Regions from separate parts of the Homo sapiens genome. Here region 2 is linked to region 1. A link is a contact called in ENCODE POLR2A ChIA-PET data. All regions are on one chromosome and are shown on one strand. The core of a region is the stretch at or near the end of the contact, and the rest is flanking DNA. Distances in the headings are between cores, read along the strand shown.

Region 1 (4,074 bases), core at 767-3,266:
GGGAAGTTCTTGATGTCTCTTCCCTGCATGTCCATCAGGTGTTAACAGGTCCTTGAGCCTGAAAAATGGCCTCCTACCAGGGCACTGAATGCTCAGTGGAAATTTTCTTCCCCTGACATTGTCGAGGCCTCAGGGACTATGTTGATTTGGGGAAAGATGATGGTTGGCAGAGAGGGACTTAGGGAACAAACCACAGAGCAACAAAACAAAAACATGAAAGACAACACACTAGTTACTTTGTGACTTTAGGTTTGCAGAACAAAGATTAGATAATTCAAGCAAGGCCTGGAAACAAGAGCAGCTAGAGAAGGTTGAGGAGTTTATTCACAGTGGAACTCCGGAGGGGGATATCTGTTGTGGGGGTTGGGGCAGACCAACACAATTTTTGTTACTTTCTTTTTAGACAGAGTGGAAAATTCCAATAACCTGATTGTTAATCATGTAATTGCCAGAATCCACTTAGGTGTATCTTTATTTTTTTAATATCCTTTTCTCATTTCCATATTTTGCTTTGGATATCCAGCAGACAGTGTTTTGCTGCACTTTGCACTGACATCACGCAGAATTTAAAAAAATTAGCTAACTGATTATAAGTGTAAGATATAGATAAATTACCAAACTGTTTTTCAGTATGTTTTGCTTATTAAATTTTAAGTAATGGAAGGAGGTTTTTCACATGTATCAAAATTAAATTAATGGTGTTAAAGTATCTGTAAAATAGATTGAAACTAATGTTTTAATTGCCGATTGTGTTTCTAAATATAGTATCTCTGATAAGGCATGATAACTTTCTTGTAACACACAGTAAGCTGCTTTATGTGGTAGTGCACATCAGGGAAATTTTTAGAGATTAAACGTTTCTTCTTAACACTTTTGTTAGGGACACACCGAACTTATTGTTCATTCTGGGCTTTGAAGAGCTAAGATTTTATTGATAAGCTGACAGAATGAACCCCTGAGTGGTTACATGGGACATCAACTGATTATTTTATTTTTTGATATTTTGTAAGGAAAACATCATAAACTGATATAGTTGGATTTTTGCAGAGTAGTTGAGAATGCTCTGCATCTGTTTGTGGGCCCACTGGGCTTAAAGGTATCTTAGAATAGAAGCTTGATATGAGGAGACTGGAGCATTAAGGTTTTCCTTCTGGATGAAACATTAAAGATTCGAATCTGTGTTTGACCCATATATTTCATTGATAAAAGAAGATGAGCCCAAGAAATGAATGCAGAGTTACTGAAGCATGAAAACATTATAGTGTTTTAAAGCTGTTTTCAAATCCAACCTTTAGTAGTTTAAACCATGTGGATGCTTTATTTTTATCTGCAAGCCAGGAAATAAAAGGGTATTGACTGAGGTCTCTTGGTCTTATTTTGGGGTGACTGACCTCTTTTTCTTAAAGGGGCCTGTTTTTTGTTTTTTAATTTCTAAGTAATGTCACCAGTAAAGAGTTAAGCGGATCTGACTGGCTTCACTCTGGCTTATATGATGGTGAGTAATGTGATGTTGGTAACAGCAAATTGTTGTTTATAAGCAAACATGGCATTGTGCAAACAAGCAGGCTTGGTCTCCAACCGGTTTGATTTCATGGTGGTCAGCAGCTGATCTATGTAACATACAACCTTTCTGCCTCTCTAAATGTCAGAATGACTGTTTGTTTATCTTGCCTTCTTCCCAGCTGTTTACTCTGTAATGCATTTACCTCGACCTTGATTCTCAAAGAGTGGCCTCTTTCTCCTCCCCAGTTCTGTTTACGTTAGCCCTGCCCCTGCTGTCACCTATGAAATCTGTTGATTATTCCACCTGGTTAATGTTAAATTGCTCTTGTAAGATGATGTGTTTGTTCATAAACACAAATGCTGGGCCCCTTGTTTACTGTACCCATGGCAGCAATCGTTATTAAACAGATATTGCTTTGTTTGCGGGTGTGAGCAGCAGTTTATCCTGCAAGGTCTGTTTAACAGACACACACACACACACACACACACACAAACTTAAATGCTAGAATTTTGATAAAGAAAGAAAAAGGGGAACTTGTCCCTGGAATGTGGTTGAAACAGACTTAGGTTTGCTTTTCTTATCTTTTGCTTGGATGAAGGGGCTGGTGAGATTAGCAAGTTGTTTGGTTTTTCTAAGAGATTTCCTTAGTGTAATGATATCTATGCAGTTGTTTGCTTTTTTCTGAAGGGAGAGAGCTCTCCTGAAAGGCCACTAGCTCAGTAATAGAGCATCAGATGGCTAGAAATTTCTTTGTGGAACAAACAAGGACTTAGAAGGTGTAGGAGAAAAAGTCTAGTACTATGAACAAGGCAGTCACCATTGAAAGGTACAATCCTTGGATTTTGTGTTACTGTGTCTATCTTGCGTGTTGTCCTGTAGGCTTGATATGATCCTGTTGGATGCATGTACTCTTTGTCAAGTTTGAGAAGGGAGGATTAACTTTTACTTTGATGTGTTCTGAATAAATCCCCCCTGCCATAAATGAAGATATTTTAACTGGGAAGAAACTACACAGTTAATATGCATAATGTATTTTTAAAAGCCAGTGTTTTTACTCTTACCTGTGGTTCTTACCTGTCCATTTTAAAGTGAGTTTATGCTTTGTATCATTTCTAGTTAAGTAAAGCAAGCATGTGGCTCTTTATCTAGTTTGGTGTGTGCACATGACGCTTGTCCCTTGGACACTGGGAGCCACCTTAGATAAGACCTGAACATTAGCCTGGCCTTTGTCATGTTTTGCAAACAGTAGAGAAAACTCTCAGCTCGCATCATATCATCATTTTTTTTTTAAGTTATTGTTTGTTGCTGTTTCTGAATTTGCCTTGTGTTTCAATATGAGGTATGCTCTCCTAGCATTTGCTGTAAATTACAAAGATACAACACCGACCAGGGTGAGGGTGGAGGCTGGAGGGTCATGACCTGCAGAGGCAAATGGTGGTCTTTTATGTCAGAGAAGCCTTGCTCATCTGTCTGTGAGAGCAAGTTTCAGGGGGGAAAATACATATATGTATATTGGAGTTTTTGAAGGATAAAATTAAATAATTGTTCCTTTTGCACAACGGAGAAATGCAAGCAACAGAATTCTGATGGCCCACATTCACTACATTACCATGATGCTGTGAACATATTGTTCACTTTGGCCACTAGAGCGGTGAGGGGCTTGAGCCAAAGCGGGAGATACGTGAAGTGTGTCATAGATCACGCCAGTCATTAATCTATGTTATGAACCTGGCCTCGTGTACATTAAATGATAGAAAATATAGAAATGAAAAAAAAAAAAGACTTTTCTGAACTGGTTGTTGGTCACTTTATTCCACTGGGCTATTTGTGAGAATTCAGCTGTTTGAATGTTCAAATGATTAAAGTTCCGTGGGCTTTGTTAGTTCTCAAACTTAAAATCTATTTTGTTCTGTAAAAATGCATTTTAATTACGCTCCCCAGAACACCTGGCCCCATCATGCCTGACCTTCAGAGGCTTCCTTGTGGCAAAGCAAACAGCCTAGCACTGGATTGGCAAAGCTCCTTTTCAGTCTCTATTTAATTATTTGAGCTCCTCAGGATTAATATGCGAGGGAGTGGGTATGCATTCTGCTTTGTACTTGTTTCCTAGAGCGGCTTCTTTCTAACTTCCCTCGTTTGCCCACAGTTGCTATGATTACGGCACTTAAACTCTTGTCTATTAGGAAAGAAGCGAACCAAGACCCACCAGAGCTGAAAAGCTAAAAAATATAAATTGAGACATCTGTAATTTTTGGAGCGGGGTCAACTTGTTATCTGTGCTCATTGGTGTCTTATAAAGATTACGTTATCCAAGAAAGTTTGATGAAGACAGTTCTGAAGAATAAGACATTTACAGTTGCTCTGAACAACTTTACTGCCTTGGCATTGGAATGCAGAAATCCTTTTTTTCCTTGGAAATATGAAGTCTCCTGTCTTCACATTGAAAGCCTGGTGAAGAAGGGGGAAGCCTGTGCTTTTGTTAGGAACATTATTTTATTACCACCCTATCCCGCCAACTCTATTCTGAGTCATGAATTACAGGGAAAATTAAACATCCCATTGTCTACCTT
Region 2 (4,244 bases), core at 1,486-3,985, 360 kb before region 1:
GCTTTTTTTCCAGAGAACAGCATTGACTTCCCCACCCATGGGTCTGGTACATAATAAGGAAAGGAAGGAAAAATAAGTTGAAGGAAGGAAAAATGCGTGATCCCCTGTTGGGCTTCTCTCCCTCACAGTCATAGATTTTGAACGTCAGAGCATTCCTATCTATTTTCCAAATTGCCCGTTGGATTGCCTTTTCACAACAACCTTAATTTTCACACTACAGGGACTGGAAATGATACTTTAGTTGGGTCAAACATTAGACTACACAAGGGTTTTATAGTCAGGTTTGGGATTTGAATGTGTTTACGTAGTCTGTCTGTATTATTTTTCCCTGGCAAGGTGTCTGGTGTTGAGTTCCTTGGGGAACGAGAATGTGGCTCAGGACAGCTCACCATTTGCAAACCAGTTATTAACTTGTAATCCACTCACCGTTTTCAATGTCTCTATTTCCCCACCTCTGTCAGGGCAGTTGGAGAATAAACTGGCTGTGCTGCTTTGCAGGTTGGGAAGAGGGACCTCACATTTGCCAACTGTCACTCCCTACCGTGATCATAACCCCCGTGAGACGCACATTCAGCCACATCTGTGCTGAGTGCATGAGGAGCGGCTCGGGCAGAATCTTTAACTGCTGTCATGGTGGTCAGTGAGAGATGTGGATGTTCATATACCTGTGCGCTTTTGGGAGATTATACACAATAGAGTGGAGAATTGGTTGTTTCCTTGGCCATTGTGGAAGTAACACATGGATCTGTGTTCATTTATTGACTGATTCACTCGTTGATTTATTTATATCTCATTTGTTCACCTCTTCTCTCATGTACTCCTTTATCGACCCCAAATGACTTCTGGGGCAGAAAGTATTGCTCTGTGATCACCCAGCGTTACCCCCTACCTTATTTTTGGACATCCTCAGTTGGGCATTCTAATACAAACATCATTTAAACATCCAAACCCAACATCATTATGCGTAGAGATCTTTGTCAACAAGCTTATGAGATTCATCTGCTTCAACCTTTTATTTACTAAATAGATGGCCGCCCAGGATCAAATGGGCCATCTTTATGCATAGTTACCATTTCTGCAACAAATACGGCTTTTAGTTACATTTTGACTACCGAAAATATACTAGGTACTATACCAAGTATAAGCTGCCGCTTTTTCTTTCTAGCCTGAGCACTTAATTAAGACCTGACAGATTGATTTTTCCATTAGGCCAGAAGGCAGGTGTCGTCTTGAGTAATTCTTGATTTGAATTTCTTATTAAGAGTCTGTTTAGCTCCCCCCCCATCACTGCCACCAAATATGTGTATTTAGCAGAGACTCTCTCTTACCCAACGAGTTTTACACAACGAATTGGTAACAACCAAAATAAAATATCCTAACAATAAAGTACTGTTTCAAAGGTACCAATAAGGAATGTTGCCTTCCTGCTGCAGTGTGCCTGGTATCCCTATAGAAGGCCTGCCCGTGGGTTAATGTGGTCTGGTAGTCTGAAGCCCGTGAAGCCATCATTTCTCATCCTTTTTTTAACCCCTAACACTCCACTATGGACAAATTGACAGAAGACATTGGTATCTGTATAGCCCCTAACTCCTCAGTGGATGATTTGACTTCTTTCATTTTTCTTTTTTCTTTGAGACAAAGTCTTGCTCTGTCGCCCAGGCTGGAGTGCAGTGGTGCGATCTCGGCTCCCTGCAACCTCGCCTCCCGGGTTCAAGAGATTCTCCTGCCTCTGAGACTACAGGCGTGTACCACCACGCCCTGCTAATTTTTGTATTTTTAATAGAGACGGAATTTCAGCATGTTGGCCTGGCTGGTCTTGAACTCCTGACCTCAGGTGATCCACCCACCTCAGCCTCCCAAAGTGCTGAGATTACAGGCCTGAGCCACTGCCTGTAATGATTTGATTTATTTTCTTTCTCTTTTCAATTTCCATCCTCCAAAAATGTTATGGAAATAACTTCCCCAAAATGATTGTCTGCCCGTCCACTGAAATATAAATTCCCACTTACAAATAATTTTTAAGAAAACTCTGTAATTGACATTTAACTCCAGGGATAAAGAGTGTTGCTAATCTCAGCCTGCATCACTGGCCAAGGGTGTAACCAAATCCTCATCCAATGTGGTCATGTGTGTCAGTCACACTGCAACGTGGTAGTTACGGGCAGCGACTCAAGGTCGGCCAACCAGAGACTTTTAACACTTGTTGGGTGACTCAAAGCTTATTAACCTTTCTGATTTACCTTGATCTTCCATAAATGTGTGTGTATGTTTGTGTGGGTTTAAAAGGACAGAATAAAGAACTTACCTCATCAATTTGTTCGGTGGATTAAATGAGATAATCCATGTGGAATGTGACACAGGGTGCCTGGCAAATACAGGAGCTTTATATATGTTAGCTTTTCTGATTATTACTATTGTATCGTTATTGGTTAAAAGTCACATTAAATAGCCAAGGCAGATAACGGATGAGAACTTTGCAAAGATTACGAAAAAACTGAAGGAAGCCTACCTTGTATATGTGGCATGAGCTTTGGAACATCAGGTTAATTACCTTATTGCTGTGTTTTGGGGTTTGTGTTGACTTGCTTTGGTTTTTGTCTGTTTGCTTTTGAATAAGGTCCTAAAATACGGTTTTGCTGGGTTTTTTATTTGCTTCTGAAATTAGTGCAGGTGCAAGTAACAGGAAGTGAAACCTTAAGTGGCCTGAGGGAACCTCATTCAAATGGTGCCAAGCAGGTATAATATACAAGCATTATCACCTTACTGATAATCTGGCATACTGTGGGTATTCACACGTGCCATTCAGATTTCAGAGATGAAGTCATACGGCAGTTTGGCACCAGCTTGCCCAGCTCCTTAGGAAAGGTGAGAGAGAGGAAAGCCCTCATTTTTTGAGACAGTGTTGAAAACACGGTTTTACTTGTCGAGTGGCACAGGATTGCAGTTGTCATTTGGTCACATTGTCTTTGACGTTCCACCTTGGGTGCAAGGAAAATATCTTTAATAAGTGAATTCACACCCTGTTTATAGAGTTACAAAGTCTCCTCTGGGTTTGAGACTGTGTTACATATATCCTCATATTCTGAAATGTAGAAAAATTTACATATTGAAGACCCAAGACTAGAATACCACATTTTCATGGCTACAATACAAAGTTTTCCAAATGTTTAAATATTCTCACAGCCCGGTGGTTATATCTAAATAAAGCATTGTCCTTAAGACTTACTTTGGTTCTTTGTCCTGAAGGATTTAGAGAGAACCCACAGTTGCTTTGCCTTTGCGGTAGGTAAGGTGACTCTGTTCTCAGCCAGTTGCCGATCTTTGCATGCACTGAGCCCTTAGACATGCATTGAGTTGAATAAAATTTGCCCAGCTTGGTCTGCCATCCTAGGGGGCCTCTCCATGTGCCCTTTTTTGTTAAACTCAGAAGTGGGTCATATGTACAAGATGCCCATCTATGTCTTGCTTTTAGTAAGAAAGCATCTGAAACAACCTACTGCACCCCATAGAGTAGCCAGAGCTTTTGCATCTCTCCCCTAGGGCTCCACTGAGCCAGGATGTTGTTCCTTTTCCTTCAGCTTGCTCCTCCCCAGCCACTCCCTGGCCACAGTCACACACATACACATACACACACCCCTCTGCAGTTTGCTCCCACTTTGCCTTGCATGGCCAGCCTGGCTCCTCATTCATCTCTCCAACCTCAGCAGGCTCACATTCTGTATTTTCCTGGAAGGGCACTTGCTAGGGGCACAATGCTTCTCTTCCCATTGCTCTTAAAGGAAGGGATGAGAACAGGGAGCGATTGCATGAGTGGGAGGGAATACCAAATAAAATAGAGACAAAGGAATGGGCCCAGGAAGTCCAGATTATGTATCTGTTGGGCCCAGAAGTCTTTGCTCAACTTCTTATTTGAGTAAGACCCAAGAAAGATCCAGTTCCACTAATAGAAAAACCAAATTATTCTATTCCTGACATGTATCATCTCTGAAGCAGACAAAATAGAACTGAGCCTCAGTGTGGTCCCTTAGTATTTGGGTGACCTTGGGTCAATTTCTTAGCCTCAGTTTACTCTTCTGTAAAATGATTTTGTTGTTGATAATAGGTACCTGTCTGGGTTGTTGTAAGGATAATTCACATGATGCCCAGTGTCTGTCATATCCTAAGCCCTCAGTGAAAGGTCAATAATATTAGCGCTTATGACTCTGTTGGTTAAAGGCAGTAGTTCATTGTGCCTAGTCAAGAAT

Evidence for each region. ChIA-PET counts read pairs that join two places held with the same protein, here RNA polymerase II (POLR2A).
Region 2: POLR2A ChIA-PET joins it to region 1 with 10 read pairs in naive thymus-derived CD4-positive, alpha-beta T cell. The contact joins two enhancer-like sites. POLR2A ChIA-PET finds 5 or more read pairs at or near these places in 3 of 52 experiments (activated CD4-positive, alpha-beta T cell, common myeloid progenitor, CD34-positive and naive thymus-derived CD4-positive, alpha-beta T cell).

The regions. Positions count from the first base shown.
Region 1 is chr3:71,206,458-71,210,531 of GRCh38, reverse strand. The region is part of intron 5 of FOXP1 (forkhead box P1); the gene reads left to right. Among named protein-coding and RNA genes, the nearest start is that of FOXP1-AS1, 81 kb to the left of the region's middle. RefSeq lists an enhancer at 1-361. Within about 2 kb of position 2,016, at least 7 of the 41 ENCODE cell types and tissues checked have a DNase peak (open chromatin) inside an H3K27ac peak, as active enhancers do.
Region 2 is chr3:71,562,487-71,566,730 of GRCh38, reverse strand. All of the region lies in intron 2 of FOXP1 (forkhead box P1), which reads left to right. Among named protein-coding and RNA genes, the nearest start is that of FOXP1, 19 kb to the left of the region's middle. Within about 2 kb of position 2,735, at least 4 of the 41 ENCODE cell types and tissues checked have a DNase peak (open chromatin) inside an H3K27ac peak, as active enhancers do.